Regions from separate parts of the Homo sapiens genome. Here region 1 is linked to region 2. A link is a loop called in an ENCODE intact Hi-C map of the cell type or tissue named here. Cell type or tissue: Caco-2. All regions are shown on one strand. Links, peaks and the distances in the headings refer to the core of each region. The heading gives the core; the rest is flanking DNA.

Region 1 (13,077 bases), core at 6,469-8,968, 250 kb after region 2:
AAAGAAAAAGAAAGAAAATATTATGTGGAAATTTTTCATCTTTTTATGATGCCTGGGATAGATTTATGCAGTAGATTTATATATAATGTTTAGTTTACAAACTTGTGAAACTATTTCATGTGGGTTCTGAAAGGCAAAACAGAAATGGCCAGTGCTGGTGATGTTTGATTAGACCAGCTCTTCTCAGCTGGGGTGATTCATTATCCCTCTCTGGTGACATTTGGCAATGTCTGGAGACCAGAGACATTTTTTATTTTCATGACTCAAGGGTGCTAATAGCATGTACTTAGTAGAGGTTAGGGATCCTGCTAAAGATCTTACAATGCACAAGTCAGCCTCTCACAGCAAAATAATTATCCAGGCTGAGATGTCAGTAGTATCAAGGTTGACATCTCAGACCTGGATTAGACCTGGATTAGACCAAAATGAAATTTTGATTGTTCCACCTTGTCTTCACTTAAAGATAGATATACATGCTCACAGCATTCAAAATATGACTACAATTTAATGAAAATATTTTCTTATGGTAGATTACAACTCACTAGATACACCATACATATGCCTTTTGGACATAATTGGTTAGATAGGAGTGTGTGTGTGTGTGTGTGTGTGTGTGTGTGTGTGTGTGTGTGTGTAGCATGAAGTTAGGCATCTCTATCCTTAACTGTGCTATGTGTTCCTAAGTAAGGACCTCGCTAGAATCATCCTGTAGAGTGCTCTGGAATACTCTATTATTAAGATCTTCAATTCTAAGCTCCCATTATCTTTCTTTGTTTATCTGAAATTAAGACCTTCAGAATTAGGCCTGGTACTTTTCCAGATTTGATCAGTTACATTTTGATATAACTGACTCTTAAAATTCAGCTTAGAAGACATTCAATAAGAAAATCTTTAATCACTTTTGGTGATGCACCTGCCAAGAGGGGGCATCACTTTGTACCATCAGACTAATTAAAAAAATTGTTGTGTAGTCATAAAAATTAGGCTGATCCATAGGGGCAAAAGGAAGGGTGAAGAGACTAAAAACTAGTACCCTGATAGAATTTTAGTTTTTATTAGCCTCGATTTGAGAACTGCATTGATTCCAAAGATCATGAAGGTAGGTGAAGGATTAAGTCATTCCATAATTAAGAAAAGTAATGTTTATATGAAAGATTTTTATATGGACAATGACTCACAGACACATATGCTTTGTATAGAGGATTTTGCCAAAAGTTTATACAAAATTGCACATCTAAACTGCATAATTCTCATACAAGAAGTTAAGGAAGTGCTCACTGGATTTTGCTTCTGTATAGTTCACTTTTATCTGTCTTCACAAGGGTAGGAAGTAAATGATCTCAAATGGCACATGTTCAGACAATACTGTGTTTGGCTTTGTGATGTCTCATGTCTTTCTCTTGGCTAAAAAAAATTGTTTAGGCTATATATAACTTGTACCTGAAGCAATCTGGACAACATGGCTTAAAATGGAAAATAACTGAAAAAATCCTGGGATTTTAAATTTGCCAAAAATACCCTTGGATTAGTCAAAGGCTTTACAAGAGTGTTATAGATGATCCAAAATGGAAACAATATTGATAACATTTCTTTTCGTCAGCAGCTACATATTCCAGTTTTATAACTTTATTATATACATTTTTTGATTATTAATAGAAAGTCAGCCATCCAGAGTTTTAACTTCTGTGGTTGAAATATTGACTTTGTGAAATTTTTCACTGACAAATACTTGTTAGGAGGGACCTAAGGGGGAGGGGAATGTTACCAGTCCACTGAAAACTTTAGGAAATGTTCATTGTGTTGTGTAAATACTTTCCCACCAGCACCAGGTAATATATTCTCTATGTTTGTAGAATTCCAAAGATCAAAAGCTGTAAGGACGTTTATGTGAACTTGACGCAAACTTGTGGAGGAATAAGGACTGAGAGTAATGTTGTGCTTTTTCTTTATCTTCCCGTCGTATAGGTCGACTCTCAGGTTATATGACTTTTATTGGGCACACGTCAGGGGTGGAAGTGGTAGAAGTGGGTTAACAATTTCAAGGCCTGGCAACCTAGGTCAAAACCTCTAATAAAGTCAGCAGTAAACATAACTAGCAACTTCATTCCACTATGTGCTAGGAGGAGGGTGAGGCAAGTTGAAAGGAGATGACCCTATCCCCACACTCTCAGGATGTAAAAGGGCAGAGTGCTCTCTACCCTTAACCTTGGCTTTTTAGCACCGTCAGTCTCTGTCCTCTCCCAGGAGAGCTGCCTTGGCTCCAGAGTTGAGCTAGTAGCATTGTGACTAGAGAGGTAGTGTGGAAATTCGCTGAGGACCTCAAAATTTTACACTGCCTTAAACTGTTTTGTTTTTGCTTAAACTCGTGCTGTCTAAATGTGGGTGTTTTGTGGCAGAGTCTGATCACCCCGACCTAGTTATAGCCCTGCCAGTGATTCTAAAGTGGAACTTTTCCCCCTCATTCATATGGATAGTCTGAGTCCTTGAAGCTAGGGAGATATCAAATATTCTACCAGTTCCTACATAGCTTCTTTAAAAGTCCTAGAGACTAACTCACAGGAAGTCTGAAGCCCAGAGCGTCTGTTTATAAACTCCTAAATATGAGGCCACAATATTTAGGTTGAGCACTAGAAAATTTCTATTTTGCAAGTGGAAGGAGACTTGAATCTATAATTGCTGTAGCTTTTTTTCCCTTCTATCATAAGAAAATGGATACCATCTGCTTTACCCTCAGCCCAGACTTGTCTTTTGAATTTTTTACATACATCTTAGGGGTGAGAGATTGAAACAAGTGCATGAATGAAAAGCTTATTGAAACATAACACAGCCCCTGCTCACCATTTCAGTAAGGGAAAATACATGTTTCTGTTTCCCTCTAATTTGTTTTCTCTGGTGCCAACATTTCTGATTTCTTCTGTCTCTAATACATAAGGAATAAATACCATATTTTAAATTGACTTACATGCCTGCGAGCATTTGCCAGATAATCAAAGCCTATGACTCTAACTTTTTAAAGCACAGAAGAGGAATTATATTTTATGGTCACTCCTCTGTGTTTCTATTGATCTCTATATTGTGCTAAAATTCTTTCAGGTAATTTTTTTCTTGTTGAAGCTGTGGGATATAATCAATGATGCCAAGCTGTCTGAGAATTTTATAGAATAATATCCAAATATATTGATCCTGCCTCTTTCTGCTTCTATGTAATTAAACTTTCTTTTGATGTTTATTTTTAAAATGTATGCTTCACACAACACCAATAAACATCTAAGAGATGTGATATAATCCAAGGCAAAGAAAAGTAAGAATCAGTTAATGTCTATTTTATCTGCACAGCATTACGAACAGAAAATTGTAATAAAAAAAGGTTTAACCAAACTGAAAAAAAGAGAGACAAAATCTTGGTTTTAATTTGAAAAGATGATTGGGAGTGATCTCAGAAGAGAGTTCAGCAGGAAGCAAGGAAGAGGCTGTTGACCTTGAGTGCAGCCTCAAGAATGGAACCTTTTTGAAATATTTTAAAGGAAATATCTTGTCATCCAGCTGTTATGGTTAATAATGAATAGTTTTCTCTGGGTGAAGCTTATCCATTGCACACCTGATGTGCTGGCCCCTGCGATTTCCCCAAATGTTGGAATGTTGCCTGCATAATTTGTGGTAATGGGGGACTGTGTTCCTGCTTTTACCTGGTTACAAAAAACAAAACAAAACAAAACAAAACAACAAACAGAAAAAAAAAGAGAGAAAAGATGCTAGAGGAAGCAGTGTGACAGACAGATCATGAGATGCTGACGGAGAGAACAGAGTGGTACCTGTTTACCCACTTGGACCATGACAGTATCAAGGCTCCACCCCTTGCTGTCCCTTCCCAAGAGGTGCTCTCCTGGGAGTTTGATCACAGTGAAACAACACTCCCGTTTTCTTTTTCCTTTCTTTCTTTCTTTCTTTTTTTTTTTTTTTTTTTTTTTTGTTGAGACAGAGTTTTTTGCTCTTGTTGCCCAGGCTGGAGTGCAATGGCGTGATCTCGGCTCACCGCAACCTCCGCCTCCCAGGTTCAAGCGATTCTCGTGCCTCAGCCTCTGGAGTAGCTGGGATTACAGGCATGCGCCACCACACCCGGCTAATTTTGTACTTTTAGTAGAGATGGGGTTTCTCCATATTGGTCAGGCTGGTCCCGAACTCCTGACCTCAGGTGATCTGCCCGCCTCAGCCTCCCAAAGTGCTGGGATTACAGGCATAAGCCACCGAGCCCAGCCCCACACTCCTGTTTTCATAGCCCTTTTTTGTCTGTACTTTGGTACATATTCCCCAAATAAGATTATTATTTACATCTGTCATGATGAGGCAGTGATAGCAGCAAGTGTCACTTTGACCCTCACCCTTGGAAAGTGGGCTATGCATAGCTAGAGTTAGAACAGGAGGTTCTAATCCTGCTTCCACAATTACTTCAGTAACAGGCTTTTGTATCCATGATTACTTAAGCTGACTTAGATGCATTTTCTACCCTGTATTCTAGTGTACACAACACAAACACACATAAGCCCTTTACCTGTGGAGAAGAGGGAGATGGTTGATTCAGTGGGAGTGGGGAGTGGCAGAGGGTGCCTTAACTTTTTCTGGCTTGACCCCTACTTCCTTATGTGTTTCCTTCATATACCTCTGTCACTTTAGAGATGTAATCATGTCTGTTCCAAGTTGTATCGTTATTATCAAGAAGTCCTATAAATGTAGCAAATGTGACTATTTTATAGAAATGCACAATAGTTTATAGGCCTTGGAGAAGTCTGATAATAGTATGTAAATATCCTTCATTGAAGTCATAGAACCTTCTAGTAGGAAGCTCCATAGGTGATAACTGCAAGAGGATTAATGTTTGTTTCTCCAGTAAACACCGGAAGCAAGGAATCAATCTGTCACTGTTTATCATTCAGTCTTGAGCACCGTTGGGTGTTGATAGGTTACTATAGACACTCCCCTTATAATTAATATACAGGACTCACAATTTAGGATGTCTGATGGCCACTAGGGTACATCATAGAGACACTAGAGAGAAGAGAACAAATATAGCTCCATCAAAAAGCCTGCTTAATCTTTAACAAGTCTGAAATATTACTAAAATTCCAGTTACCGTGCAGCATAGTCAGTCTAAAAAGCACTGGGGAAAAAGGTGTCTTTTTGGTCTCTTTAATTCTATTATGGCACATTTTAATATTATTCCACATGTGTGCAAACTATTTCTCAAGAGCAAAGTTTGAGGCTGGAGTTAAGAAAATAGAAAAATTAAAACATTATTTTTTCTCATATAATATAATCTGACTACTAGTTCATGGATATAATAATTCTGGGAAAAATTTTAGATTAAACTATAAAATTGAAATCACCTTTGAAGAGTATATGGAATTGCTTCTTTCTATTAAAGCCAACCTACATTGGCAAAAAGTGTGGAGAAAATCAGTGTGCTCAATTCTTTTTGTAGAGTTTCATCTAAAATGTTGCAGGTAAAAAAGAAAACTTTAATTGGTACTTTCTACGGTGTGATTAGAAAAATTAGTATCTATCTCTGTTGGTTCTGCTGACTTGCTTCTTTCCACCGAATCTAAATGCAATGTCATAGGAGGAGGTTTGCTGTAAAAACATGTCTTTTTCTTTGGTGTATTCATTGTAATTATGGCTGGCAGTGAGAAGGTTCGGTAAGTCTCAATTTCTCTACCTCCTTTACTTGGAGAAAATTTGTAAATGTACCCTGTGAATAAAATGATTTTTTATAGCTTGTGAAGTCTTTTCATTTTCCAGAATTAAATGGGTGACGCTCTTTCATCTTCTATTCCTGCTTTGTTTTGTATCCATATCAGCTACACTGATATTTTTTTCTTACAGATGAAAAGTCATGAGACTTAGTGAGGAAATCATTTTAGAAATCCTGAATTATAATTGCTAGAATATAAGAACACTATTGGTACTTCTTATGTGGATGAAAGGACTATCTATAGGGCAAACTAGAAAGAAAACTGAGCATTTATTTAATATGATTAATGTAGATAAGCCTAGTTTTTCCAGTGATAAAACTTCTCCTTTTCGTCAATATCAGTATGTGTGTCCAAGAGATACTTTAATACATTCCTAACAAGATGCAATACATTTAGATTCCCCTTCTGCACATATGGGTGACTTTCAAAACCCAAGTGTGCCTTTTAGTCTGAATTATTTAGACAATTGCTTCAAACTCCCATTCCCCTTGGGCGCTGTTGGCCCAGTTCTGCCAAACTCTTCCTCAGAGGGAGTGACATCAGGAAAAGTGACCTTGATTCATCCTTTGTTATACATTTCTCCTCAGAAATTGATCAAGGTACTCTGTACAGATCTCCTTATTAATTCTCTGACTTCATTCTCACACGACATAGCTTTTTGGGCTACAGCTATTTTAAGAAAGGACATTCTATTACCTAATGGAAAATCTACATGGTGTTTAGCTGAATCACTTGGAAACAAATGCAATACTCTAGTATAAATGTGGGTTACCCTAACCTATTCTCAGACGATATAAGGAAAACAGACTTAACTTGTTTTCACCAACTATCATTAAGTCCCCAAATCTAGATTTGACAGAGTCCTGCTCTTCTACTTTGTTTCAATTTGAGCATTCAAAAACAGATATTAAGACTTCAAAGGCATTAATTACTGAAGAATTCCCCCTAAACCTAAAAGGAGGATAATTATAAATCATAGACTATATTTTTACTTGAAAACTTATTATTTTGGATATACGGTTAGATTCCTGATGATATGAACAATTATAGATGTAGGAGGATTGACTTCATTTATAATTTATATTATTCCATTTTATGAGCTTTTAGAAGTATATGAAAACAAGTTCTTTGTTTCATTTATATACATAGAGTAAAAGTTATTTCTTTCCTTCTCAATAGTCATGAATTCTGGGCCAGAATTAAAAAGTCAGCCTCAATACTTGGGAACTTTTTCATGGTAAACAGTGCAATCAAATGTTAGGTTAAAAGGCAATCAAGAATTTGTGAGTCTCAAGATAGATGCCAATTGAGATTCCAACCTTTGCATATGGAGGCAAGGGAGACAGTAGGAATAAGGTACAAGTGTTCATTGGGTGGGACCACTATAATCCATTTCCTACCAGGCAGATTACTGATCTCTACAAAGAGAATGCTTTTCTACCAAGGGTTTAACATTAGCCTTTGCTATTGTTGGTTGGGCACTTGGCAGTGGTGGAAGCCAGATTATCATTAGTCTTTGATATTAATTCCATGCATAACCTCCATGCCTGTTACCAAAACCACTTTGTATAGAAGTCCATTGAGAAAGTAGTGGAGTAATTGAGAAAAGAGACCAGCTGTTACCCACTCAACACATTGTTTAGTCTGGGCCTCTTATAAAGGTTATGACTGCAGTAGTGAGGTTAATTTCTGGAGTGGTTATCAATGTGTTCTATCCTGGAGCACATAACAATTTATTCTAACTGAACTAGACATGTATTCCAGATTTGCCTTTCCTGTCCTCAATGCTTCTGCCAGCATGGCTATCTATGAACTTACAGAGTGACTCATTTACCGTATTGACATCATGTACAACATATAATATCCTTTTGACCAAGGGACACACACTTTATGGCTAAAGAAATGTAGCAAGGAACTAATTCTCATGGAACTAGCTTGTATTAGTATTACTCTTTACCATACCATATAGAACATACATTATCAACAGGAGAGATACTGCCCCCTAAAGAGGAAAAAATTGGTTTTAGGGAGTGTGATCTGAGAGACCAAGTTAGACCAAGTTAGATGCCTTTTTATCAATCAGGACAGGCCTAAAGATTAAGGAAACAAAGTTAACCTATGGGTGGAGGATTCAGGGTCTGGCTGGCATGACACGTTTCTAAATTCCTACAAGAAAAACCACACTCTCACCAACCTCCTTAACAATAAGAGCTTTCAGGCAAGTTGTCCTAACTCTGATTTACAACCCAGACCACTGCAACTCTGATTGGACAGGGGATCAGCCTTATCAACATTCTCTTCTGATAAACTACTGAAGACCTTAGGCCAGTTTCAGCAGCTTATAAAGGCTACACACAAACTCTTTGCATCCTATACTTCAACTTCTGATGTAAAGAGCCAAATTCCACCTCATTTTAATGCTAAAACTCAGCCCAAAAGTGAACATGGCTGTATGTTATGTGGATGTTTGCCCATTGGGCATGCACTCTGCTCCCCTCATAGATATGTATAGCTTTCCCTTCAAACCTGCTGAATATTTATGACTGTACAAACCTTGCCAGGCATATAACCCAACCTGTCTTTCCCCTCTACAAAAACAGAGCACCTTTGGTCTATGCTGGAGACATTCTTTTCCTGGCTTGAAAACCAATTATTGCTAATAAAACTCTCCTTTCTACTATCTAGCCATCCGGGTATCTTTTGAATGACAGAGGTAAAAAAGAAAATTAGATACTATAGTGGTTAGGAAAAAATATCTTAAACGTTTATTTAGGGGATAATTAGAAAAAGTTTGAGGAACACTGATCTAGAAGTGTCTGCCTTACACAAAGTTGGCATGGCCTAATAAAGACTCATTTTGAGGACCATCTGAGAGACAATGTTGGGAGTATGGGGTACCATCTTATAGGATGTGGTATATGTTTTGCACAGTGACTAGTTTCTCCCATTATATGTTTGGGCTGTATTAAGAATATCTGGATCTGGGAACCAAGGGATGGAAGTAGAAGTTGCTCCACAAGTTGTGATGCATTGTGCTTTTGTCAGTTTTTAAATCAGAATATTATCTAATTATCTTGTGATTTTTCTTTAAATCACCTGTCACTTAGTATATTTTAAATTTCCAAATATATGGAAGATTTCCTAGTATCTTTTTGTTATCTCTTTGTCATTTAATTCTGGCACGACCAGAGAATATACTATGTGTGATTTTATTTTCTAAAATTTATTAAGAATTATTTTATGGCGCAGGTTCCATGAGTACTTTAAAGGAACATCCATTCTGCAGTTGTTGGCAATAGTGTACTGAAAGCATTTATTAGGTCAAGTAGAGATGATCCTTGAACAATGTAAAGGTTAGGGGTGCCGACCCCAATGCATTTGAAAATCTGCATGTATCTTTTGATTCCCCCAAAATTTAACTACTGATAGCCTACTGTTGACCAGAGACCTTACCAACAACATAAACAGTTGATTAACAAATATTTTGCATGATATATATATAAATAATATGCTGTATTCTTACAATAAAGTAAGCTAGAGAATAGGAAATGTTATTAAGAAAATTATAAAAAAGAGAAAACATATTTACTATTCATTAAGTGGATTGTCATAAAGGTCTTCCTCCTCATCACCTTAATGTTGGGTAGAATGAGGAGGACAAGGAAAAGGAAGGATTAATCTTGCTGTTTCCAGGTTGCAAAGATGGAAGAAAATCCTCATATAAGTGGATCTGTGCTGTTCAAACTTTTGTTGTTCAAGGGTCAACTGTACACTCTTACTGATATATTTTATCTATTCTATCAACTATAGAAAAAATGTATATTAAAGTCTCTAAGTATGATGTGCCAATTTCTCCTTTTAGTTCCATACATTTTAGCTTTATTGAATTTACTTTGAAATTTATTATAAGTTTCATTCATTGAGGAGTCTGACTTCCAGACCAAAGTCCTATCTGTAATTCTTCCTGTCTGACCACAGGCAATCATAAGGCTTTGTCTGGCAGGCCTAATGGAGAGAAGCTGCTCTCCTGTATTATTTTGTTCTTGAATCGCTATAAAGAAATATCTGAGGCTGGGTCATTTATTAAGAAAAGAAGTTTAATTGGCTCGTCGTTCTGCAAACTGTACAAGCAGGGCACCAACATCTGCTTGGCTTCTGGTGAAGGCCTCAGGAAGCTTATAATCATGTTGAAAGGCAAAGCACAAAGCAGGAGCAAGCCCATCACATGGCAAGAGTGGGAGCAGGGTGGGAGGTACCACACACTTTTAAACAACCAGATGTGGTGTGAACTTGGAGTGAGAACTCACTTATTACCAAGGGGACAGTGCTAAATAATTCATGTGAGTTTTGCCCCCATCAAACAATCACCACCCACCAGGCCCCACCTCCAAAATTGGGAGTTACATTTCAACATGAGATCTGGAGGTGACAAACATCCAAACCATATCACCTCCTCACACCTTGGTGCATAGCCAATTATCAGTTTTCTAGAATGAGTTGCAGTCAAGGACTTAGGACTCTTAGGAGAGCCATGTTCATATGCATATTGGCATTCCTAACCCAGCACCTTCATGTAGAGGCCTTTTTATCAGGGGCCTTTGTGGAGACACTTTTCCACTTTGACTCAGTATCTCTCCACTGCTAGAAGACCTGCCCTCTCTTCTTCCCCCTGGCCCATAGGTCCATAAAGAGAGAAAGAGCCTTTTGTTTAGGATTCCTTGGCATTGAGACAATTCTCCCATCGACACTGCATTCAGTTAACTCTCGGCCAGTAGCGTTCCATGGGGAAAAACTACACCCTAGGAAACTGGTGCCTCCTCCTTGCAGTGTCATAGTAAGTAAATAAAGGCTTGATTGTTGCTTTCAGTTGGCTTATTGTCCTAATTGACCAACACCTGATTGCTTGAAATACACATTGAAGACTGTGATATTTTCTTTATGAAGTGACCCTTTTATTCTTAACTTTTATAACAATATAAGTATTACAATATGAATAAGTATCAAAATAATTACATAAATTTTTCTTTTTTCTTTTTTTGTAATACCCTGTTTTGAAATCTACATCGACATTAATGAAAACTTACAAAATTTTTTACGGTTGATATTTACCTGGTATATCTTTTTCTATCCTTTTACTTTCAGCTTATTGTAGTTATTATATCTTTGCAATGTGCCTCTCGTAAACAACATACTTAGGTCTCATTTTGCTTTTTTATCTATTTCAACAATCTTTGCCCTTTAACTGAGGCATTTATCACTATTATATTTAATGCAGTTGTTGATATCGATGGGTTTAAGTCTATCATCTTATTATAGTCATGTGTCACTTAACGGTGGGATACATTCTGAGAAATGAGTTATGTGATTTCATCATTGTGCAAGCATCATAGCGTGTACTTATGCAAACCTAGATGCTATAGCTGACTACACACCTGTGCTATAATGGTATAGCCGATTGCTCCTTGGCTACAAACCTACGCAGAATGATACTGTATTAAATACTGTAGGCAATGGGAAGATAATGGTAAGTATTTGTGTATCTACACATAGAAAAGATACAGTAAATATATGGTATAAAAGGTTAAAAAATGGTATATCTATATAGGGCATTTACCATGTGAAACTTACAGGACCAGAAGTTGCTCTGGGTGCATCAATAAGTGAATGTGAAGGCCTAGGACATTACTGTCCACTGCTGTAGACTTTACAAACAATGTACACTTAGGCTGTACTAAATTTACAATTTTATGGGACCAATGTCATATATGCAGTTCATCATTGATAGAAATATTGTTGTATGGTGCAGAACTTTGTTTTTTATTGGTTTTCTCTGTTCTTTTTGCCTTTCATGCTGCTTTCTTGCCTTTTTTAGATTAATCATTTTTTTACTATACTTTTATCTGTTGCTCTAGGGATTATAATATGCATCTTCAATCACAGTATAACTTGAATTAATATTATACTACTTCACAAATAAGAAGGTTATATTAGTATGACACATTACTCTGTCTCCCGATCCTTTTTCCTATTGCCATGTGTATTACTACTGTATATTTGATTAATTCCATAATACAACATTGTTGTTTTTTGTTTTAAAAACATAGATGCCTTTCAAAGAAATTAGAATATGAAAATACACTTTTGTTTATATACCCCTTTATGTACAGATCTATTGCTTTTAATCCTTTCTGTAGAAATGATACCATTTCTCAACAGCCTAAGAATTTCCTTTAGCTTTTCTTGTAGTGCTAGTAACAAGTTCTCTCTGCTTTCATTCTTTTCCTTTTTTTTTTTTTTTTTTTTTTTTTTTTTTTTTTTTTTGAGACAGGGTTTCCCTATGTTGTCTAGGCTGGTCTCAAACTCCTGGGTGCAAGTGATCCTCCCACCTTAGCCTCCCATATTGCATGGATTACAGGCATGAGCTCCCACACCTGGCCTCTCTCAGCTTTTATTTACCTGAAAATGTCTATAGTTCACTTTCATTTTTGAAGTATATTTTTATTGGCTATAGAATTCTAGCTTGACAGATTTTCTTTCAGCTTTTTAAATGTATCATCCCATTGTTTTCCAGTTTACCATGTTTCTGAAGATTTTGCTAGAATTATCACCATTGAATTACAGGTGATGTTTGCTTTTCCTTTCACCCTCTAACTTCTTTTAAGGATTTTTCCCCCCAGCAGACTAGAGCCCCTGCTTTATTGAAGTAAATACAAAATAGTTAAAGCATGGTCTTTTTCAGATGAACTCACTGTAGCCACCAATAATGTCATTTTGTCTCTTTCTCTTTTCTTTGGGTAGAAGGGAAAGAGTTCTGAAATGCTCAATGAGCCAACTAATGCTGCTGATGTATTCAATTAGATTTGAAGTAAGGACAAAACACCAGAAACATAAAACCTATGATTCTTTGCAAATTCATAGAGATTCAAAGGAAAAGAAACACCGCCATTTGCTTTTGAACAAAACCAAGGGTTATTTCAGAGATGATCTGATCAAAACCTTCTACATTACAGATGAGTCAATTTCAAATCACAGAGGCACAAGTGACTTCTGAAGTACAGTAGCCAGATTCATATTTTAAAAAGAAAACGTTTAGTTTTGCAGATGAAAAATGTGTGCATAGATAATTTAATAAAAGAAAATTTATAAATCATTAGAGGAAATTGCTTTACTATTATTATTCCTAGTTTATTAATAATTTTTTTGTAGTACTGAACTATACAGATTGAGGCCCTGTATTTTAGGGTGCTTTTTTTCATTTAGGTTTCAGCACTTTGATAAAGATTTAACAATAGCGTCCGCAGTTCCAGGTATCACTAGAATGTGCAAAACC
Region 2 (13,077 bases), core at 4,175-6,674:
ACATTTGAGTTAGTATTGACTTTGTCTAAAAGAGGCTTGACTTCAACTGGGATAAAAATGTCAGTGAATTTTGTTAAAGTAGTAAAAATGCAGTTGACTTAGTAGGAACATAAAATTATTTCCTAATAAGATAATATTGCACTCCTACCAAATAAACAGGATTTTAGTAATATCTGAGGGATTGTTGATGGTGAGTTAGACTGTATTTGGCATAGAATTTGGAAATGTAACTTGAATGTAAATATGCTGCAAAATGTTGAATGTATACATAGAAAGACTTTTTCTGTCGACGCCAAATGCCCGTTGTAAATGAACCTTAAATATTACATTCCTCCTTTGCACAATAATATTTCTTTATAACACTTATGATTTTTTCCCCCAGGACAACAAACTGCCCTTAAGAGTCATTTCCTTGTTATCACAGGTGTCAATATTTTTCTGTATTTTGTTTATAATTTTATTTTTTAAATAAAAAGTGTATAAAAATAAACTGGAATATTCCTAAATCTCTTTTTTACCTCCATCATATACTACTGTCAGTTTTCTGAATCACTTTCTATCTGATCATCTCCATTCATTTCTTCAGTCAACAAACATCTATTGAGCACCTATTAAATGTAAGGCCTTGGCCTTAATTTTGGAAGGGGTGTGTGTTTGTAATTTTGGCTCTTTCATTGTTTCAGGGTAGGTAGGTATTCATTCAACAACTGTTTATTGAATGCCTGCTAGATGGCAGGGCACAGTTTTAGGCAGTGAACGAAACACACAAAAGTTCTCCCTCATAGAGCTTACAGTCAGTGTCTGCATAGGTAAATAATTTGTAAGATGTGGTAATGTAGTATTTTAATAATTGCTAATATTTATTGAATGCTTACTATGGGCAGCCAGTCTAATAAAGATGTTTTTGTATTAAGTCTTTTAATCCTTATGGAAACCTTATTGTTAAGCACCAGTTTATAGTTGAGGAAGCTGAATTGAGAGTTTATGTGATTTGCCCCAAAGACACAGTAAATAGTGGAGTCAAGATTCAAGCACAGGCAATTTGGCTCTAAAACCTACACTAGTAAGTGAGAAAATGTGAGTGTAGCTTGGAATAGAGGTACTTCCCAAAGGAGACAATGTTTTAGCTCAGTCAGGAAAAGTAGTTCACTGGAATTGGGTATTCCCAGTTTATTCATCCATGCATCCATTCGTCCAGCCGTTTGTCCATCCAGCAGCTGTTACGTGATTGCATAGTGTGCTCCAGAGTCTTTCTAGGCAAAGGAATAATAACAGCCATTGCTAATTGGCTGTTTTGTGCCATGTCCTGTGTACATAACGATATTGCTAATAATTCATAAAACAAGCCAGGTGGGATTATCTCTATTTTAGTATGAACAATTGTATACTCATGGTGAGACCCAGACTGATTTCTGTCAAAGCTGGAGTTTCCTTAACCACCCAAACTTGCTGCCTATTTACTCACATGGGACTGTTTGCTCCTGTGGGCTACCTTTGAAGCACAATCATCTGGACCAAGATTGGTTCCTTCCAGAAAGGCTAATGTTAACCTACACCCCAAGAGCTGCTGCTCTTTCACTATGCGTACATTACCCCTGAAACATGAGCATCTGGAATGGACATGCTGGGACTTACTCTTGGAAATAGGCCAGTTTACAGCATTTACAGCAGGCTTAACATGCCCTTCATCTTTCATCACTGCTTCTAGGGGCAACGACTCAATTTAAACGAACTCACTGTCGCACTTCCTCCACCTCCTTCTCTCCCATGATGCATTGTCATCTGGCTTTTATCACCTGTTCTGCCCTTGAATTTGAACATGCCAAAGATATAAGTATTGGATTGCAGTCTTGCAGTATTATTTGGTGAGTTTTTTTTTAATGCATACAGCTTTTTCATAAGTGCATAAATGGGATTATATAAACAATGTTTAGAGTAGTTTTCTTTTTTACCCTTTTGCCTGGTTTGCTCTTCTTCCCTATCACATCCCTTCCAATCCATGTTAATAACCTAGTGTGTGTCCTTACATATTTTGAAAAATCTGTTAGATATAATTTAAATTCAACAAAATTCATCTATTTTAAGTGTATAGTTTGAGGTTGGCAAATATATTCCATCATGTAGCCAAGATATGGAACGTTTCCATCACCAATAAAGTTCCCTGGTGTCCCTCTGCAGTCAGTCTACTCCCCCTTCCATGTCAGTGGGATCTTGTGCTCAGCAACTTTCATTTGGCATAATGCTTTTTGAGATGCGTCTATGCATGGACAACATTTTTGGCCAGTAGGAATAATAGAGCTATTTTGCATTTGAGTTTGCACTTTTTTTGTGAAAATGAAAATTTCTGTCCTATGGGGTTGACTTTTTCTTGTTAATATTTAATCTGCTGTGTGTGACAATTTCCCCCCTATTTTGTTGTCTATCTTTACAGTAACTTTTCACAATATCTATACTTTTTGTTATGGACAGTGTGACCATCTTTCCTTTTTTTTAGCTTCTTAGTTAAATTGACCTCTATTCTCTCTTTGATTTTTTTTTTGGTGTGGGGGGGCTGTCCTTAAGCTTCATCAATTTTCATACATCTTGAATTGCTCTTTTGTTAGTATGTCTCCATCAGTAAAAATTTACTATTTCTTATTTCCATAAATGTTGTTACTACTTAGCCGGTTTAGCTTGAATCGGAAGTCTGGGAGATCAAAACCTATCCTCTTCCCAATACGCCACCTAATCTCATGGCACCAGTGCATAAAGACGTGGAAGCATAAAAATGTGTGTTGTGTGGAAGCAACACATTTATTTACAAACCTTTTTTTTCTTTTTCCCTCAGAGGAGGGTCATTTTCAGAGTACTTTTGGTAATCCGATCTAAGCTTTGGACCTTTTTGTCCCCCAAAATAAGCATATACATGAACTTTTGCATACTACTTCAGGAGGTTTATTGAAACCACTTATTTGACCCCAGGCTGAATAAGGAACCACGCTGAAGAAAATGTTAGGAATGGTTGGATAAATAGTATCCTAGGAAGCTTGGCTTCTTTCTAATAGAAAAGTCAAGGCACTATAAAGACTCTCAATCTCTCTCTCTCTCTACATATATATATATAATTAAATATAAATATATTTATAATATAAATCAATATATTATTTATATATAATATAAATAGTTAATAGATTAATTATTAATATATATTATATATATTATATATATAATATATAATATATATTTAATATATATAACATTTAATATATATAACATATTTCTATATAATTAGATATATTTATATATAAATTATATATTAATATACCTATATTGATATCTGAATTTATATAAAGTAGATATATAATTATATATAATTTTTTGACTTTTTTTAATAGCCAAAGATTGCAGATATTAATCTTGTACAACAGTTGTTTTAAATTATATATACATTGTGGAATGACTAGATTGAGCTAATTAGCATATGCATTACCTCACTTTTTTCTTTTGTGGTGGGACCACTGAGAATCTACTTCTCTTAGCAATTTTCAAGAACACAATACATTATTAACTGTAGTCACCATGTTGTACAATAGACTCCTTGAACTTATTCCTCCTATTTAATTGAAGTTTTGTATCCTTTGACCAACATCTCCTAAGGCCTCACCTCTGGCAACCACCATTTTACTATCTACTTCTATGAGTTCAACTTTTTTAGATTTCACATATACTATGTAAGATCATGTGGTATTTGTCATTCTTGCCTGGCTTATTTTACTTAACATTGTGTCTTCCAGGTTCATTCATGTTGTTGAAAATGGCAGAATTTCCTTCTTTTTAAAGACTGAAGAGCATCCCATTGTGTATAGATACCATATTTTCTCTATCCACTTATCTGTTTGTGGACACTTAGGTTGATTTCATAACTTGGCTATTGTGAAAAACGCTGTAATGAACATGAGAGTGCAGATACCTCTTTGACATACTGATTTCATATCCCTTGGAAACATGCAGAGTAGTGGGATTGCTGGATCGTATGGTAGTACTATTTTCAATTTTTTGGGAAGCCTCCAGACTCTTTTCCATAATGGCTGTACTAATTTATATTCTTATCAACAGCGTGCAAGGTTCCCTTTTCTCCACGTACTCTCCAACAAAGACTATATTTTTACATATAAAAAATAAAAACATAAAAATGGTTCCTCTGCTTTTTGAAAGTAAGACTGTTGTTGTCTATAAAAATCCTTTTAAATATTTGTTCATTGGAGTTTTTTTTAAAGACTATATTTTTAAATATTAACAAACCTCAAAATGTCTATGGTAAGCAGAATAATGGGCCTTCAAAGATGTCCCCAACTTAATCCCCTGTGAATATATTACCTGACATGTTAAAAACTTTGCAAATGTGATCAAGGTCAAGGCTTGAGATGGATAAATTATCCTGGTTTATCTGGGAGGGTCCTAGAATCTAACCACATGAATCCTTTAAAATGGAAACAGAGGATATAAGAGGTCAGAGAGACTCTATGTGAGTAGGACTTGACTCAACACTGCTGACTTTGAGGCAGGGGAAGAAATGTGGGCTGGGCGCGGTGGCTAACGTCTGTAATCCCAGCACTTCGGGAGGCCGAGGCGGGCGGATCAACTTGAGGTCAGAAGTTCGAGACCAGCCTGGCCAGCATGGTGAAACCCCGTCTCCACTAAAAATACAAAAATTAGCCGGGCATGGTGGTAGGCGCCTGTAATCCCAGCTATTTGGGAGGCTGAGGCATGAGAATGGCTGAGGCAGAAGTTGCAGTGAACCGAGATTGTGCCACTGCACTCCAGCCTGGGCGATAGAGGGAGACTCAGTCTCAAAATTAAAATAAAATAAGATAAAAAATAAAAAATAAAAATGTGTGTGACCTCTAGACTCTGGGAATAACTCTCAGCCGACAACAGCCAGAAACCATCTCAGTTCCACAATACAAGAAACTGAATTATGCCAGAAATTCAAATGAACAAGGAAGTGTGTTCTCCCCTAGGGTTTCCAGAAAGGAACAGTCCCGCCAATGACTTGATTTTAGCCTGGTGAGACCCATGTCAGTTCTGACCTACTGAACTGTAAGGTAATAAGTTTGTGTTGTTGAAACCACTAAGGTTGCGGTAGCAACAGAAAACGAATACAAATTCCTATACAAGTTCAACTATAGAGATACATAAAGTATAAAATTACCGTACAGCTGTGCTATTTGTGATAATAACATCTAATAGAAAATGCTTCACAAATTCAAGATACACGCACTGTCATCTCTCTTATTTTTCCTAACAATTTTGTGTATACCCATATGAATAATTAGCGGAAGTCCAGACTCTCCTGCCTGTAAGCGCTTCTCTACTTCTGGAATCGTCCAACAACTCCAGGGCTCAATGAAGTCCCCAAAGGGTTAACGGCTTCCACATCCAAGCGGCTACAGTGCAGGAATCTTCTCGGTTCACTGTTGTGTCTGCTTCTTATAATCACACGGTGGCGCTGTTGGAATGAGTTCCACACAGAACAGGGAAGTAGCTCCTCTCCCCAGGTGATGATGCGGTACTAACCAAGACTCCTGCACAGGCTTCCAGGGGTCTTTAGGCCATGCCTAATTCAGCCAAGAAAGTCTGCTCAGGTTCAGTTCCCAGTGCTCAACCCTCTAGTTCTCATTCACAGCTGACTCCCAGTGGACCAGGAAGCCCCAGGGGCTCCTTATCATAACTGGTTCTGGGGTCTGTCACTTCATAGCGATATCCTCAAGTGCTTCCCACGGACCTTTCCCTTATTCCCCAAAGGGAATCATGCCAGGAAATTCCAAAGTATTCGTACATATCCTTCTAAAGGGAGTTTAGCAATGTCAGGATGATTTTCTGGTAATAGAGGACTTGCTGATACCTCTCATTACAGTTAATCTTTTAGAGCATAATTCAACTTTTAAAAGGATCTTTATATGGCAAAATGTATTATTTTTTCATGTTTATTTATTTTTATTTTTATTATTTTATTTTTCCATAAGTTATTGGGGTGCATGTGGTGTTTGGTTACATGAGTAAGTTCTTTAGTGGTGATTTGTGAGATTTTGGTGCACCTATCACCTGAGCAGTATACACTGCACCATATCTGTAGTCTTTTATCCCTCCCCCTCCTTCCACTCTTCCCCCCAAGTCTCCAAAGTCCATTGTATCATTCTTATGCCTTTGTGTCTCATAGCTTAGCTCCCACATATCAGTGAGAACATATGATGTTTGGGTTTCCAATCCTGAGTTACTTCACTTAGAATAATAGTGTCCAATCTCATCCAGGTCACTGCAAGTGCTGTTAATTCATTCCTCTTTATGGCTGAGTAGTATTCCATCATATATATATATATATTATGGATATATATATATATTATGGATATATATATATATATCACAGTTTATCCACTAGATTGATGGGCATTTGGGTTGGTTCTACGATTTTGCAATTGTGAATTGTGCTGCTATAAACATGCGTGTGCAAGTATCTTTTTCAAATAATGACTTCTTTTCCTCTGGGTAGATACCCAGTAGTAAGATTGCTGGATCAAATGGTAGTTCTACATTTAGTTCATTAAGGAATCTCCACACTGTTTTCCATAGTGGCTGTACTAGTTTACAGTCCCACCAGCAGTGTAGAAGTGTTCCCTGATCACCACATCCATGCCAACATCTACTGTTTTTTGATTTTTGATTATGGCCATTTCCCTGGGAGTAAGGTGATATCGCATTGTGGTTTTGATTTGCAATTCCCTGATCATGAGTGAAGTTGAGCATTTTTTCATATGTTTGTTGGCCATTTGTATATTTTTTCTTACTGATTTGTTTGAGTTTGTTGTAGATTCTGGATGTTAGTCCTTTGTCAGATGTATAGATTGTGAAGACTTTCTCCCACTCTGTGGATTGTCTGTTTACTCTGCTGACTGTTCCTTTTGCCATGGAAAAGCTCTTTAATTAGGTCCTAGCTATTTATCTTTGTTTTTATTGCATTTGCTTTTGGGTTTTTGGTCATGAAATCCTTGCCTAAGCCAACGTCTAGAAGGGTTTTTCCAATGTTGTCTTCTAGAATTTTTAGTTTCAGGTCTTAGGTTTAAGTCCTTAATCCATCTTAAGTTGATTTTTGTATGAGGTGAGAGATGAGGATGCAGTTTAATTCTCCTACATGTGGCTAGCCAATTATCCCAGCACCATTTGCTGAAAAGAGTGTCCTTTCCCCACTTTATGGTTTTGTTTGCTTTGTCGAAGATCAGTTGGCTGGAAGTATTTGGGTTTATTTCTGGTTCTCTACTCAGTTCCATTGGTCTATGTGCCTATATTTTTTACCAGCACCACACTCTTTTAGTGACTATGGTCTTATAGTATAGTTTGAAATCAGGTAGTGTGATGCCTCCAGACTTGTTCTTTTTGCTTAGTCTTGCTTTGGCTATGCAGGCTCTTTTTTGGTTCCATATGAATTTTAGAATTATTTTTTCTAACTCTGTGAAGAATGATGGTGGTATTTTGATGGGGATTGTGTTTAATTTGTGGATTACTTTGGCAGAATGGTCATTTTTACAATATTGATTCTACCCATCCATGAGCATGGGATGCGTTTCCATTTGTTTGTATTGTCTGTGATTTCTTTCAGCAATATTTTGTAGTTTTTCTTGTAGAGGTCTTTCGACTCCTTTGTTAAGTATATTCCTAAGTATTTTATTTTATTTGCGGCTACTGTAAAGGGGGTTGAGTTCTTGATTTGATTCTCCGCTTGGTTGCTGTTGCTGTGTAGAAGAGCTATTGATTTGCGTGCATTAATCTTGTATCTGGGAATTTTGTTGAATGCTTTTATCAGTTCTAGGAGCTTTCTGGAAGAGTTCCTGGGGTTTTCAAGGTAAACGATCATATCATCAGCAAATGGGGACAGTTTGACTTTCCTCTTTACTGATTTGGATGCCCTTTATTTCTTTCTCTTGTCTGATTTCTCTGGCTAGGACTTCCAATACTATGTTGAAGAGGAGTGGTGAGAGTGGGCATCCTTGTCTCATTCCTGTTCTCAGAGGGAGTGCTTTCAATTTTTCCCCATTCAGTATTATGTTGGCTGTGGGTTTGTCATAGATGGATTTTATTACATTAAGGTATGTCCCTTGTATGTTGATTTTGCTGAGAATTTTAATCATAAAGCATGCTGGATTTTGTCTAATGCTTTTTCTGTATCTACTGAGACGATCATGTGATTTTTGTTTTTACTTCTGTTTAGGTGGTGTATCGTATTTGTTGACTTGTGTATGTTAAACCGTCCCTGCATCTCTGGTATGAAACCCAGTTGATCATGGTGGATTATCTTTTTGATATGTTGTTGGATTTGGTTAGCTAGTATTTTATTAAGGATTTTAGCATCTAACTTCATCAAGGATATCTGTCTGTAGTTTTCTTTCGTGGTTGTGTCCTTTCCTGGTTTTGGTATTAGGGTGATGCTGGCTTCATAGAATGAATTAGGGAGGGTTCCTTCTTTATCTTGTGGAATAGTGTCAAAAGGATTGGTACCAATTCTTCTTTGAATGTCTGGTAGAATTCTTCTGTGAATCCATCTGGTCCTGAACATTTTTTTGTTGGTAATTTTAAAATCACTGTTTCAGTCTCACTGCTTGTTATTGGTCTGCTCAGGGTATCTAATTCTTCCTGATTTAAGCTAGGAGAGTTGTATTTTTCTGGGAATTTATCCATCTCGTCTAGGTTTTCTAGTTTATGTGCGTAAAGTTGTTCATAGTAGCCCTGAATGATCTTTTGTATTTCAGTGGTGTCAGTTGTAATATCTCCTGCTTCATTTCTTAGTGAGGTTATTTGAATTTTCTCTCCTTTTCTTGGTTAATCTTACTAATGGTCTATCAATTTTATTTATCTTTTCAAAGAACCAGCTTTTTGCTTCATTTATTGTTTGTATTTTTTTGTTTGTTTCAGTTTCACTTGGTTCTGCTCTGATCTTGGTTATTTCCTTTATTCTGCTGGGTTTGGGTTTGGTTTTGTTCTTGTTTCTCTAGTCCCTTGAGGTGTGACCTTAGATTGTCTGTTTGTGCCCTTTCAGACTTTTTGATATAGTTGTTTAGGGCTATGAACCTCTTATCATTGCCTTAACTGTATCCCAGAGGTTTTTGATAGGTTGTGTCATTCTTGTCATTCAGTTTGAATAATTTTTTAATTTCAATCTTGATTTTGTTTTTGACCCAATGCTCATTCAGGAGCAGGTTATTTAATTCCCATGTATTTGCGTGGTTTTGAAGGTTCCTTTTGGAGTTGATTTCCAGTTTTATTCCACTGTGGTCTAAGAGAGTGCTTGATATAATTTCAATTTTTTTAAATTTATTGAGGCTCATTTTATGGCCTATCATAGGGTCTGTCTTGGAGAAAGTTCCATGTGCTGTTGAATAGAATGTGTGTTCTGAGGTTGTTGGATGAAATGTTCTGTATATTTCTGTTAAATCCATTTGTTCCATGGTATAGTTTAAATCCATTGTTTCTTTGTTGACTTTCTGACTTGATGACCTGTCTAATGCTGCCAGTGAAGTATTGAAGTCCCCCACTATTATTTTATTGCTATCTATCTCATTTCTTAGGTCTGTTAGTAATTGTTTCATAAATTTGGGATCTCAGGTGTTCGATGCATATATGTTTAGGATTGTGATATTTTCCTGTTGGACAAGGCCTTTTATCAATATATAATGTTTCTCTGTGTCTCTTTTAACCGCTGTTGCTTTAAAGTTTGTTTTATCTGATATAAGAATAGCTACCACTGCTCACTTTTGGTGTCCATTTGCATGAAATGCCTTTTTCCACCCCTTTATTTTAAGTTTATGTGAGTCCTTATCTGTTAGGTGAGTTTTTTGAAGGCAGCAGATGGTTGGTGAGCTCTTATCCATTCTGTGGCTCTCTATTTTTTAAGTGGGGCACTTAGGCATTTACATTCAACGTTAATATTGAAATGTTAGGTACCATTGCACTGATCATGCTCTTTGTTGCCTATGTACTTTGTTTTGTTTTTTGTTTTTGCTTTTTTAACTTATATTTTTGTTTTATAGGTCCTGTGTGACTTATGCTTTAAAGAGGTCCTGTTTTGATGTGTTTCTAGGATTTGTTTCAGGATTTAGAGCTCCTTTTAGCAATTCTTACAGTGGTTGCTTGGTAATGGCAAATTCTCTCAGCATTTGTTTATCTGAAAATGACTGTATCTTTCCTTCATATCATGCTTAGTTTCACTGGATACAAAGTTTTTGGCTGATAATTGTTTCGTTTGAGTAGGCTGAAGATAGGGCCTCAATTCCTTCTAGCTTGTAGGGTTTCTGCTGAGAAATCTGCTGTTAATCTGATGGGTTTTCCTTCATAGGTTACCTGGTGCTTCTGTCTCACAGCTCTTAAGATTCTTTCCTTCATCTTAACTTTGTATAACCTGAGGACAATGTGCCTGGGTGAAGATCTTTTTGCGGTGAATTTCCCAGGTGTTCTTTGTGCTTCTTGTATTTGCATGTCTAGGTCTCTAGCAAGGCTGGGGAAGTTTTCCTTGATTATTCCCCCAAATATTGTTTTCCAAGCTTCTAGAATTGTCTTCTTCCTCAGGAACACCGATTATTCTTAGGTTTTGTCATTTAACACAATCCCAGATTTCTTGGAGGCTTTGTTCATATTTTCTAATTCTTTTTTCTTTGTCTTTGTAGAAGTGGGTTAATTTGAAGACCTTGTCTTCGAGCTCTGAATTTTTTTCTTCCACTTGTTCAGTTCTATTGCTGAGACTTTCCAGAGCATTTTGCATTCCTGAAGTGTATCCAAAGTTTCCTGAATTTTTGATTTTTTGTTTAAGTTATCTATTTCCTTGGATATTTCTCCCTTCTCTTCTTGTATCATTTTTTGGATTTCGTTGCATTGGCCTTTGCCTTTCTCTGGCCCCTCCCTGATTAGCTCAATAACTAACCTCCTGAATTCTTTTCAAGATAAATAAGAGATTTCGTCTTGGTTTGGATCTATTGCTGGTGAACTAGTGTGATTTTTGAGGGGGTATTGATGAGCCTTGTTTTGTCATATTACCAGGGTTGGTTTTCTGGCTCCTTCTCATTTGAGTAGGTTCTGTCAGAGTCTAGGGCTGAAAGATGTTGTTTGGATTTTTTTGTCCCATGGAGTGTTCTGTTGGTGTAGTACTCTCCCACTTTTCCTGTGGTTGTGGCTCCCTGTGAGCTGAACTGCAGTGATCGTTGTCTCTCTTCTGGGTCTAGGCATTCAGAGAGTCTACCCAGCTCTGGGCTGGTACTAGGGGTTGTCTGCACAGAGTCCTGTGATGCGAACCATCTATGAGTTTCTCAGCCATGGATACCAGTGCCTGTTCCAGTGGAGGTGGCAGAGGGTGCAATGTACTTTGTGGGGGCCCTTAGCTTTGGTGGTTTAATGCTCTATTTTTGTGCTGGTTGGCCTCCTGCCAGGAGGTGGCACTTTCCAGAAAGCATCAACTGTAGTAGTGTGGAGAGGGGCCAGTGATGGGTGGGGCCCAAGAACTCCCAAAATTATATGCCCTTTGTCTTCCACTACCAGGGTGGGTAGGGAAGGACCAGCAGGTGGGGGTGGGGCTAGGTGTGTCTGGGCTCAGACTCTCCTTGGACGGGTCTTGCTGTGGCTGCTGTGGGGCATGGGGTGAGATTCCCAGATCACTGGAGTTGTGTACCTAGGAGGATTATGGCTGCTTCTGTTGAGTCATGCAGGTTGTCAGGGAAGTGGGAGAAAGCCGGCAGTCACAGACCTCACCCAGCTCTCACACAAACCAAAGGGCCAGTCTCACTCCCACCGTGCCTACCACAACAGTCCGAGTCTGTTTCCAGGTGCAGGGCGAGACAGGCTTGAAAACTTGCCCGAGGCTTTCTGTCTCCTAGCCGCGAAAGAAAAGAGCTTTAGTTCTTCCCCTGCCTGTGAAGTCTGCAAGCCAGATTTGTACCCTCCCCCAAGTTCTGACTAGGAGGTTTCTCACCTCGTTCAAATTGTTACAAAGTTCAGCCAGGGAATTCCTTCTCCCTGTGGAGTTTTACCCTCTGCTCTTCTGGCCACCCTCCTGATGGATCCCTGCGGTGCCAGGCAGGAATGGGCAGCTTGGGGACCCACTGAGCCCCCAGGGCCTTTCTGCTGCTTTCTCTACCCCTGTATTTTGTTTGGCTCGGCTCTCTAACTTGACTCAGCTCCAGGTAAAGTTGGAAACTTCTCCCACAAACAGACCTTCAGCTTCTCCAGTGGGGGTGTGTGTTCAGAAGAGGAGGGTCTCCCTTTCCAACTTCCACAGTTGGGGCACTCACAGTATTTAGGGTGTCTCCCAGGTCCCGCAGGAGCCGTTCGCTTCCTTCAGAGGGTCTGTGGCTCCTCTCAGGATTGCTGGTTTGTTCTTACAGCCAATCTGGAGCTAAAATTCACAGTGCAAGCATCTGTATGTTGCTCTCTCCGGAGCTGCAATCTAGTCCAGCCTCCCATCTGCCATGATCCCTACAGGCTAAAATTTATTAATCTTTTAAGTATTTAACTTTGTATGACTGTTGGCTTCTGTTTTAACAAATTCTTCCTTGCCACAAAGTCAAAATTTATTGGAGTATATTGAGGTCTAGTTATATGCGAAAAATTTTACCTGTTTTGTGTGTGGAATTCCATAAATTTTGAAAAGCACTTGTAGTTGTGTAACCATCATTGTAAACAAGATCTAGAACATTTCCATCACCCGAAAAAGTTTCTTCCTGCCCCTATGTAATGAATCCCCTCTACCAGCACCCAAACCCTGAAACTGCTGATCTGTTTTTTGTTCCCAAGTTTACCTTTGCAAGAATGTTATATAAATGGAATAATTCAGAATGTTTCCTTTTGAGTCCAGCTTCTCTCACTTAGCATGATATATTTGAGATTCGTCTGTATTGTTCCATGTATTAACACTTCATTCCCCCCTTTATTTCTGAGTAGTGTTCTATCATATGGATGCAACACAATATGTTTATCCATTCACCAACTGGTGTCCACTGGGTTGTTTCTAGTATTTGGAGATTATTAATAAAACCCTACAAACTTTCATGTACAGGTCTTCTT

Evidence for each region. A loop is a pair of places that touch in the nucleus more often than their neighbours do. Peaks named below come from ENCODE experiments on the same cell type or tissue, not always from the same donor. Only the 100,000 strongest peaks of a DNase experiment are listed, where the experiment ranks them.
Region 1: it touches region 2 in a loop (4-fold over the local background); 5 of 110 quality-filtered maps call a loop at or near these places.

The regions. Positions count from the first base shown.
Region 1 is chr12:22,186,081-22,199,157 of GRCh38, reverse strand. ST8SIA1 (ST8 alpha-N-acetyl-neuraminide alpha-2,8-sialyltransferase 1) reads left to right here. Exons shown (of 5, transcript NM_003034.4): 5 at 1-5,767. It also overlaps the pseudogene RNU1-149P. Among named protein-coding and RNA genes, the nearest start is that of ST8SIA1, 140 kb to the left of the region's middle. RefSeq lists an enhancer at 10,430-10,599. In Caco-2, for the core only: no CTCF peak of the experiment used is centred there; a DNase peak (open chromatin) is centred at 7,977.
Region 2 is chr12:22,435,996-22,449,072 of GRCh38, reverse strand. C2CD5 (C2 calcium dependent domain containing 5) reads left to right here. Exons shown (of 27, transcript NM_001286176.2): 27 at 1-490. Among named protein-coding and RNA genes, the nearest start is that of C2CD5, 100 kb to the left of the region's middle. RefSeq lists enhancers at 11,195-11,802, 11,803-12,410. In Caco-2, for the core only: a CTCF peak has its summit at 5,486; a DNase peak (open chromatin) is centred at 5,492.